Linked DNA regions of Homo sapiens: regions 2 and 3 are each linked to region 1. The links are chromatin contacts, found by Hi-C or POLR2A ChIA-PET in ENCODE. All regions are on one chromosome and are shown on one strand. Each heading gives the region's core, a stretch centred on a gene start or an enhancer-like site at or near the end of the contact. The rest is flanking DNA. Distances are from core to core; before and after follow the strand shown.

Region 1 (3,145 bases), core at 251-2,750:
TGAACCTCCCTGTGGCTTGAACTTGTACTTCCCAGCCTCCAGAACTATGAGGAGTGAAATTTCTGTTCTTTATATAATAAATTACCCAGTCTCAGGTATTTTGTTATAGAAGCACTAGTGGATGGAGACACCATTCCTTCATTTATACTTTAATTCGTATAATAAACATTTCTTGTCAGTTTACTGTGTGCAGGCATGATGCAGTGCACTGAGGATAGCAACGAACATGGCTGGCAAAGACCCTTGCTCTCTGGTAGCACATGCTCTTGGTGGGAAGGAAGGTGGTAAATATACAACATAATGGGAATATGAGTGATGAGAGGGAGTGACTGGGAAGAGAGTGGCTATTTTTGATAGGGTGGTCAGGGATGACCTGTCTGAGAAGCTGTCGTGGGAAGACTGTGGAGAATGGGTAAAATCAAGTGCAGACACTTAGCTGGACATGAACGTGGTCTCTCCATTGGAAAGAAGGCTGATAGGGCTGGATCACAGTGAGCGCAAGAGTGCAGTGGGAGATGAGGTCAGTGTGAAAGGCTGGGCCCAGTCAGATAGGGCTTTACAGGCCCAGCAGGGTTAGGAGTTTGGGCTTATTCTAAGTGTAAGGGGAGTTCACTGGAGTTGTTAGTTCTTTTGTTTTGTTTTTTGTTTGTTTTCAGATATAGATATTTTAAATGTGAGATGTTTCTCTCAAGGATCTGAACACTTACATTTTTTGAATCATCAATTGCCCTGATTTGTTATGGGACTTCCTTCCTTTTAGAATGTGTCTTTGTGTCCTCAAAGTCTAGCACATCACCCACCTAGGGTGTGTGAGTGCTCAATAAGCACTGATTAAATGAAATTGTTATTGAGTATGAGAAGGACAAGGCTTTGGTTAAAAAATAATCAGTGTGAAATATGAATATTTAATAGGTTAGCAGAAGATGGGACCCAAAGGGAAGAAAGCAAAGAAGTTCTTGTGTTATGACAAGTTCCTAGTGAAGAGATACGAATTGACTACTAAAGTTAATGCAGCAAATTCAGAATACTGAAATTCAAAGTGAGACCCAGGAAACAGGCAGAGTTGTAAAAGTGTTTCAGTGACCTCCAGGATGTGTGCCATATTTGTCTTCTCACTGGTTGTGATTTTGTCTCCTTATTGGGAAGGCAAAGGAACCTGAACCTCTCTCCCTGTTTTGGCTTATTAGAAGGCAAGGTGAACACTTGTCCTTCTTTATGGCCGTCCAGTATGAAACCTTTTCCTATGTTTGGATTTTCCCACCTTGTGTCAGTGAAATACAGAATGTACCTTCCACTACAGAAACAGAAGGCTCAGGTACTTGCTTACTCAGTCTCCTCTCCTTACAGGTGTGAGTCATGGATTCCACTCATGAAATGAAGTCATGAAGTCAGGGAACCATAAGAAACTCTCCAGTGTCTCAGTATCAAAGGCAGCAGAATGATCAAGCTTTGGTAGTAGCAGTGCCAGAGGGGCTGGAAGAGCCCAGTGTCCAGTTAGATTGTTGCCTATGCAACTGTCTCTGAATGAGTACTTTTCCTGGCTGCCGAGCCACACACTTGACTCATCAGCCTTCTTAGCGATTCTGTGAGCCACGTGATAGTCATTCATAAATTCATTGTCTGCTTCAATCAGACAAAGTTTTTTTCTAGTTTTTGAAATTAAGAACTCTAAATGATCCAGGAATTAGAACCAGAAATGGATTGGTTGCAGACCACAGGGCCTTAGAGAAACATGGGATGTATACGGAAATATGGGACTGTTGTTATCTGGCCTGATTGAGGTTGAAGGCAAAGACAATGCAGCTGGTGTGATTAAGGGTTCTTGTCATGATCTAGAGAACCAGTTAATCAAATTGTCACCTGTGTGCACCTAGACTGAATTGCCCATTGAAGGCCAAGCTTTGGGGAACTAAGAGATCAATTCTATTGAATAATACGAAGGACACAGGGAGTTCAATGACTGTGGGATGAGATGGCTTCTCCTAATTGTAATGGATAGCTTCAATAAAAAGAAAAACCTACACAAATTCCTAAGTTCTCAGTTCAAAGTATGTGCTAAAATCCAGAGGCTTCCTTGGGATCATTATAAGAATATCTTATCTTTTGCTGTTGAAATGTGGAGAAAGTCAAATACAAAATGCACAGTTTGATCTCCAAAATTTCTGAATTAAAAAGAGTTGAATTCACATCCTCAGCTGGTCTCTTAGGAGAAAGTTGAAGCACTGACTTGCGGGAGAGTGGGCCTGGAGAATTTGAATGGGAAGACATAGATGATTCATGTAGGCCATGGCCAGGCATGCCTCAGTGAAACCACGAGAAGACCCAGTTACCTAATTCAAAAATAGAATGCAGCAGTGTGTAATTGCGGAACATAGGAATTTTCTTATATTCCTCTAATATATCCATATTAATGAGATGGACACTTGAATACAAATGTATTCCTCCATGTCTCCAAGAGAGTAAGACAGTATAAATGGAAGATCAAAATCCTTACTTCATGAGGACTACTGAGACTACCAACTTTTGGCAAATTTTAAAATTTTGTTCTTTGCACTCCCGTTTGCTGGTTTAAAAATAAAACCAAGTTAAATAACTTAAGCCAAATCCGAATAATCATTCTTACCAGTTTTCAAACATATATACCAGCCTTTGTTATCCAACCCAGTTTACTCAGAATATCCTGAATCTTGAATCCCCACTGAGTATCTTTGCTTTTTCTCTCTATCCCTGTAAGTGGGGGACATAGGGAGTTTGTTTTCATCTGGCAGAGTAAACAATATCCTTTCACCACAATGCCTTAGGGTTATGCCCGTTTTCTGACTTTATCTCAAATTCAGTCCACAGAATGTGGAGCTGGTTCACTATAGCTAATGACATTGTACTGATAAACTTGGAAACAGGAAGCAACATGCAGACTAGGTGCCTCGGAAAATCCTGTGTGTCAGAAGGTGGCGAATAAATTTCATGAAATTATGGGGCCTGTTACCTTAGTAAAATTCCATGTGTGTGTGTGTGTGTGTGTGTAAGAGAGACAGAGACAGAGCATGCATGTGTGTGAGAGTGCCTGGAGAATGTTGGAATAGTTTCCACAAAATGAAGGAGAAGTAGCTGTCCATCGCACTTCATGCCACTGATAAAGAGAAAG
Region 2 (3,145 bases), core at 472-2,971, 230 kb after region 1:
TGAAAAGCAAATGTCAAGATAGAGTTTGATGTGCAAGAGATTTATTGGGGTAACATTGTAGAGGGTAAAGGGGAGAGTAGCAGGAGTGGGTGGGGAAAGTCTTCAGACCAGGATGCAGGGCTGACACCTGTGACAGGAGAGGCACAGGAAGGAGGGTTGGGTGGGAGAAGCTTCAGAGAGCAGCCCCAGACTGATGGGGGAGCTCCAGAGGAAAGACGGCCCACTGGGGGTCCCAAGGAGGGCAGGAATGGTTGGCCTCTGGTACCCTGTAGTGTTCATCATGGCCTTGCACAAAACTGCAGCCAATCTGAAGATGCAGCTGATGGAGGCTGTCCACCAGCCCCCTCCACCAAGCAGATTGTTCTGAAGTGAGACTGAGCAATGCACCACCAGGGCCACCACATGGGGGTAGCAGATGTAGTGTGTGGGTAACGGAAGCTCCAAAAGAGCAGGACTAGCTTTTTTTTCTTTTCTTTTCTTTTCTTTTTTTTTTTTTTTTTGAGACAGAGTCTCAATCTGTCACCCAGACTGAAGTGCAGCAGCATGATCTCGGCTCACTGAAACCTCCACCTCCCAGGCTCAAGCGATTCTCCTGCCTCAGCCTCCCGAGTAGCTAGGATTACAGGTAGGCACTACTACCACTCGGCTAATTTTTATATTTTTGGTAGAAACAGGGTTTCACCATGTTGGCCAGGCTGGTGTTGAACTCTTGACTTCAGATGATCCACCCACGTTGGCCTCCCAAAGTACTGGGATTACAGGTGTGTGCCACCACGGCCCGTGTATTTTTAAAATTTTGCCTTTTCTCATATTTTAGCCCTAATGCTTTGACACATTCAAATTTCATTCAAAAGTTTGTCAAATGAACTAATGAATATATGTCAAGAAACTGAGAGAGTAGAGCATAGAGATAAAGTCTTCCCATTAGGGTTACAGTCCAGCTCCACCACTTACTAACTCATCTTAGGAAAACTATCACTGAATGGGAATGGTGATAAATAGCTCCTACTCTGTGGGTCTTTGTGAGGATTTAAAGAGACTTTAGGAAGAAGACCCAGCACAGTATCTGGAAAATGGTATGCAATCAATGATAACTACTAGTAGTATGATTATTTCTGCCCCTTTCCATTATCTTTTGCAAGAAAACCTTTTAAGAACAAATAGAAACATGTTCAGGCAGTTGGACTACGTTACTTCTTCCTATATTAGACTTTTTTTCACTTTCTATATTAGACCCCGTGCTCCTGGAAAGTGATGAATCCATGTTTTCTTGCTTTGTAAATCATCATAGTGCCCCGAACAATGTTCTAAACACAGTTATTATTTACATCATATAGGTAGAATAAAGATGAAACAAGGGGAGAGTCACCCCGCAGACATTATCAGAGACTTAATGAGTTCTTGGGTGAGAGAGTAAGAATGTGAGTACTCTGTGAGTGTGTCAGAGCTGGAGGAGGGTGGGTTTCACCAATCCTAGATAAATATCACCCTGGATCCGTGTCTTCTCAGCCAGGGAAAGGAAGCAACTTGCTTTTCCTTTTGAACAAAGCCTGTGCCTGAATGAACATCTCTGGAGAGAAATGTGTTTGTACATTAAACTGGTAATTAAAGGTCCCCAAAAAACCAAGTCTCATTACTCAGCTTAAGGAGCTGCCTAGATAGCGTCTGGCATAGTGTCAAGTGTCTGCTTGGTGCAAAGCTGAGCCTGGAGTCGTCCCATAGGCTGGGGGACCTTGGAGACCTGCCTCCTGGGGCTCTCCTGCACCAGACTCATGTTTACATTGGGCTGATCATAAACCAAGCAGGTCCTCACACTTCTCAGGTTTCATTGTTCTCCTTTCTAAATATTTAAACAGGCTGTTAAGAAGAGGGCCGTGTCAACTGCCTGATTCAGTGAACATTACAATGGTTAATTGTCGGGATCACAACAGACGTCACAAACTCCAGGCAGGTTAAAATCTCTCAGCCTTGAGGAAAGCTGCTGCCAGTCATTCTTCTCTAGACTGAAAGAGTCTGTTAGAATCAAGTTCAGATAAGGTAACACTGATCACGTCAATTTCTTCTGCACAAAATAGAGCATGTGGTTTGTACTTTACAAATATTTGTCTAATTAATCACTTTCACTGAGGCAGGGAGATAATAATACCTTATCTTTGTAAAATGCTTCCTATTTGCAAAGCACTTTCACCCATATCATCTAATTTGCTCTTTATTGTTGGGTGTTATTTCTTAGCCAGACTAGGGATGATCCTAGTTATTAATATTAATATTAAAAGCAACCACCACCCCAACCATAGCAGCTGATTTACTGACAGCTTTCTATGTTCCATGCACTGTTTTAAGTACATTACAAGTAGGATGATCAGTGGGAACAGACACCAAAAGAATAAAAAAGATCATGCATTTGCTTTGCACATATTGAATTTTATGCACTTGCTGGGAGGATGCTATACTTGGAATATTTTTCCCCTCCAAACCTCATGTTGAAATTTGATCCCCATTGTTGGAGGTGGGGCCTAACAGGAGGTGTTTGGGTCAAGGTGTGGATCCCTTATGAATGACTTGGTGCTGTTCTCAAGGTAGTGAGTTCTTGCTCTGTTAGTTCCCTCGGCAGCTGGTTATTAAAAAAAAAAAAAAAAAAAAAAGCCTACCCCAGCCCCTGGCTCTCCCTTGCTTCCTCTCTCACCATATGATCTCTGCACAAGCCAGCTCTGGCTCCTGTTCACCTTCCACGATGAGTGAAAGCAGCCTGGGGCCTTCACCAGGAGCAGATGCTGGCACCTGTTTCTTGTACAGCCCGCAGAACTGTAAACCAAGTCAATCTCTTTTTCACAAATTCCCCAGTCTCAGGTATTCCTTCACAGCAATATAAAACTGATTAAGACAGAGGTACTCAGGGTGGCACATTTTTGGACAGTTTCTCCTAGGAAAAACCTTGCTCCCTACAACTAACTTCGATTCTCTCCATCATCCTTTCCATGGCTTCCAAGACGTTCCAGGATCTAGCTCCTTTTCTGTAGTATTCTGAATAAGCCAAATAACTATAATTGATAATAACACAACACTAATGGGGCATGCCTATATGTTAGGCTTTGTTGTAAGCAGTTTCAAGGCATTCTCTCATTTAATCCTCACAACAGCACCA
Region 3 (3,145 bases), core at 225-2,724, 160 kb after region 1:
ATTACAGGCATGAGCCACCATGCACGGTCTAGGGAACTATATTTGATACAGTTGTGATTGTAGGGAAAAATGAGAGAAATGGAATATTTACCCATAAAGTGTAGTTATAAAATTCCTTTAAATTTTCTATTTTCTTCTCCAATATACTTGGAAGCTCAATATATTAATATTCTAGATGTGCTGAATACCCCCCTCTTCTGTCTCTGAGAACACTTACAGTCCTCGCCATTCATCTGGCCCTCCACAGAGTCTGCCTTAATACTGAGGCTGGCTTTTCCACAAGTGCTTTCTCCTTCCTTAGTAGTTACTCACAGACCACAGTTCTTGGTGGTCACCTGTAGACCTGGTTCTGAAGAAGCAGCATAATTGTTACCTGTTTTTCTTCCCAATAGACTCTGAGCCTCCTTGACGGGAAAGATTTTCCTTCTGGACCTCCATCTCCCTGGTGAAAGAAAGGTGGCACATGGCAAATCTTCAACAAACGTTGGCTGTTTGAATGGATTGGTGAAGGATGAATGGATAAATGAAGTGCAGATCCCTTGCAATTGGAGTCTGTGTTAGGGTCTGTGTTATACCTCCTGTATCCTTGGTACCTGGCACTGTTCCTTGAACAGAGTTTTTAAACCCGTGGATGCTCTTTCAGCATGGAAGTCACTGGAATCAGTATTTAGGGGAAGAGTTATGAGTTGTTCTTTATTTCTCTATTAGTTATAACCAGCTTACTTCCACAAAGAGCTTAAAGAAAAAGAACATTAAGACTAGGACTTTTTCTCAAACATCTTACAGATTACAGGATTGTTCTTTTGAACTCTGAAAAATAAGCTGGTTTTGCTGTCAACTTTATGATTGGGTCAGAAGTCATCAGTGCTTTAACAACAGAATCTTGGGTGTGGTGTTTCCATGATTTCACCCAGGCATGTTCCCAGCATGAACATAAGGGAGGGAACACATGATTAAATAACGGTTTTTAACATCTTGTCACAACTACATGTTTAGCCGGACTCTCAATAAAAAATGAATGTGTCCTCAGAGTCACTTGTCTGTTTTAGACACATTTCTAGCAGCACTTTGAACTTTCTTTAAAACATCACACGCCCCTTGAAAGCAGAGTCTGTGCTCTCAGGCTATGTGTGCAGTGAGTGTCTATAAATCCGCAATCACTTTCAAATCTATGGGATTATAAGGCCAGGTCATCCCATGCCCTCAAAGCTGAATTCCAACTTAAATCAAAACCGTTTTCTGACTTAAATCACAAGTGCCCTGACTGGTATGCTCACAACTTTCTTTCCTAATGACTAAAATGGTCTGTGTGTGTGTGTGTGTGTGTGTGTTTTTCTCAGTTTGGCTCTCCCCCTTTCCCCCCTCGTCCCATCTTTCTCCTTATCTCAACAAAACCATCAATTTGCCAAGTAACCACTGTGGAAATTTCATTAGAGCTGCTGTATTTTACTGTAAATATCACCCACCCAGGGCATCCGGTTGAGCGGCACCAGATGTGCTTTCCTGGCCGATCGCCAGCCTCTGCTGAGCCATCGCCCTAGAAGGACATTTTCACCTCTGTGAGTTCGTCACATCAAGAGTAGCTCTTTCCAGAGACTTCTGTTAATAACAGAGAAAGTCTGTCTTGCTTTGTGCTTTAAATTGTGTGCCCCATGTGCTGGAGCTGCATCTGCACAACAGTCTAAAGGCGAACAATTGGGCTCTGTGGTGTTTTGTGGTGTATAAAGTGAGATTCTCATTCTGTCCTAATGAGATGAGTCCAGGCGACTCTGCACACCACTGTAGGGTGGATTGAAGAGATTTGGCAGCCTCTCCATTCCCTCTTCTGGTTTTGGTTTTCCCACCTCTTTACCCACCCAGGTTTCTCCCAACCTGCTCTTGGTACAAGCTGAAGCTCCAACCCTCAGTATCTTAGCATGTGACCTTATTTAGAGATAGGGTCTTTACAGGGGTAATCAAGTTAATATGAGGACATGTGGGTGAGCCCTAATCCCATATGACTGGTGTTCTTTTCTTTTTTTTAACTTTTATGTTCAGGGGTACACATACAGGTTTGTTTTATGGGTAAACTCATGTCGTGGGGGTTTGGTATATATTATTGCATCACCCAGGTACTAAGCATAGTACCTGTTTTTTTTTTTCTGAACCTCTCCCTCCTGCTACCCTCCTCCCTCAAGGGGGCCTCAGTGTCTGTTGTTCCCCTCTTTGTATCTCTGTGTCCTCATTATTTAGCTCACACTTATAAGTGAGAACATGAAGTATTTGGTTTTCTGTTCCTGCGTTAGTTCCCTTAGGATAAGGCCTCCAGCTCTATCCATGTTCCTGCAAAGGACATAATATTATTCTCTTCTTATGGCTGCATAGTATTCCATGGTGTATATGTGCCACATTTTATTTATTCAGTCCACCGTTGATGGGCATTTAGGTTGATTCCGTATCTTTGCTATTGTGAATAGTGCTGCAATGAACACATGCGTGCATGTGTCTTTATGGTAGAATGATTTATATTCCCTCGGGTATAGATCCAATAATGGGATGGCTGGGTCAAATGGTAGTTCTGTTTTTAGTTCTTTGAGGAACCACCACACTGCTTTCCACAATGGTTGAACTAATTTAGACTGGTTTAAGAAGAGGAGCAGAGACGCAGAGGCAGATGTGCAGAGGAAAGAGGATGTGATGACACACAGGAAGAAGACGGCCATGTGGCTGGGGTGATGCCTCTACAAGCCCAGGAACACCAGGGATAGCCAGCAAACATGAGGAACTGGAAGAGGCATGGAAGGCTCCATTCCTAGAGCCATCAGAGAGAGGATGGCTCTGCTGACACCTTGATTTCAGACTCCCAGCCTCCAGGACTGTGAGAGAATACATTTCTGATGTTTTAAGTTGCCCAGTTAGTTCTTGGTGTCTTGCAGCAGCAGCCCCCAAAAAGGAGTACCCCTCTCTTTCTCCCACTCTGCTCACAGCAGCTGTCTTCCAACTCAGGGTCGTTCCACAGTCATGCTCCGCTCTAGCTGCATTCCAAGTGGCAAGTTTTTCTCTCTTTGCCCTCCAGCCCTCACAACGTATCAGTCTTTGTCCACTTCTCCAATGCCTCAGTGTCTTTAGAGTTATTAATAGTGAAGGGACTACCTAAGAACAGTGG

Evidence for each region. Hi-C counts contacts between places; a loop is a spot of excess contacts on that map. ChIA-PET counts read pairs that join two places held with the same protein, here RNA polymerase II (POLR2A). Pooled maps may share reads with other maps.
Region 2: a loop to region 1 is called in a map of Right ventricle myocardium inferior, with 2.1 times the contacts of the local background. The contact joins two enhancer-like sites. A Hi-C loop is called at or near these places in 1 of 168 maps with a recorded cell type or tissue (Right ventricle myocardium inferior) and 1 of 50 pooled maps. POLR2A ChIA-PET finds 5 or more read pairs at or near these places in 1 of 52 experiments (H1).
Region 3: a pooled map shows a loop between it and region 1 (16-fold over the local background). The contact joins two enhancer-like sites. A Hi-C loop is called at or near these places in 5 of 50 pooled maps. POLR2A ChIA-PET finds 5 or more read pairs at or near these places in 2 of 52 experiments (GM12878 and activated T-cell).

What each region holds. Positions count from the first base shown.
Region 1 is chr6:15,713,776-15,716,920 of GRCh38, forward strand. No RefSeq gene overlaps it. Among named protein-coding and RNA genes, the nearest start is that of DTNBP1, 52 kb to the left of the region's middle. Within about 2 kb of position 1,501, at least 2 of the 41 ENCODE cell types and tissues checked have a DNase peak (open chromatin) inside an H3K27ac peak, as active enhancers do.
Region 2 is chr6:15,947,735-15,950,879 of GRCh38, forward strand. No RefSeq gene overlaps it. Among named protein-coding and RNA genes, the nearest start is that of LINC02543, 46 kb to the right of the region's middle. Within about 2 kb of position 1,722, at least 3 of the 41 ENCODE cell types and tissues checked have a DNase peak (open chromatin) inside an H3K27ac peak, as active enhancers do.
Region 3 is chr6:15,878,662-15,881,806 of GRCh38, forward strand. No RefSeq gene overlaps it. Among named protein-coding and RNA genes, the nearest start is that of LINC02543, 110 kb to the right of the region's middle. RefSeq lists an enhancer at 1,597-1,646. Within about 2 kb of position 1,475, at least 7 of the 41 ENCODE cell types and tissues checked have a DNase peak (open chromatin) inside an H3K27ac peak, as active enhancers do.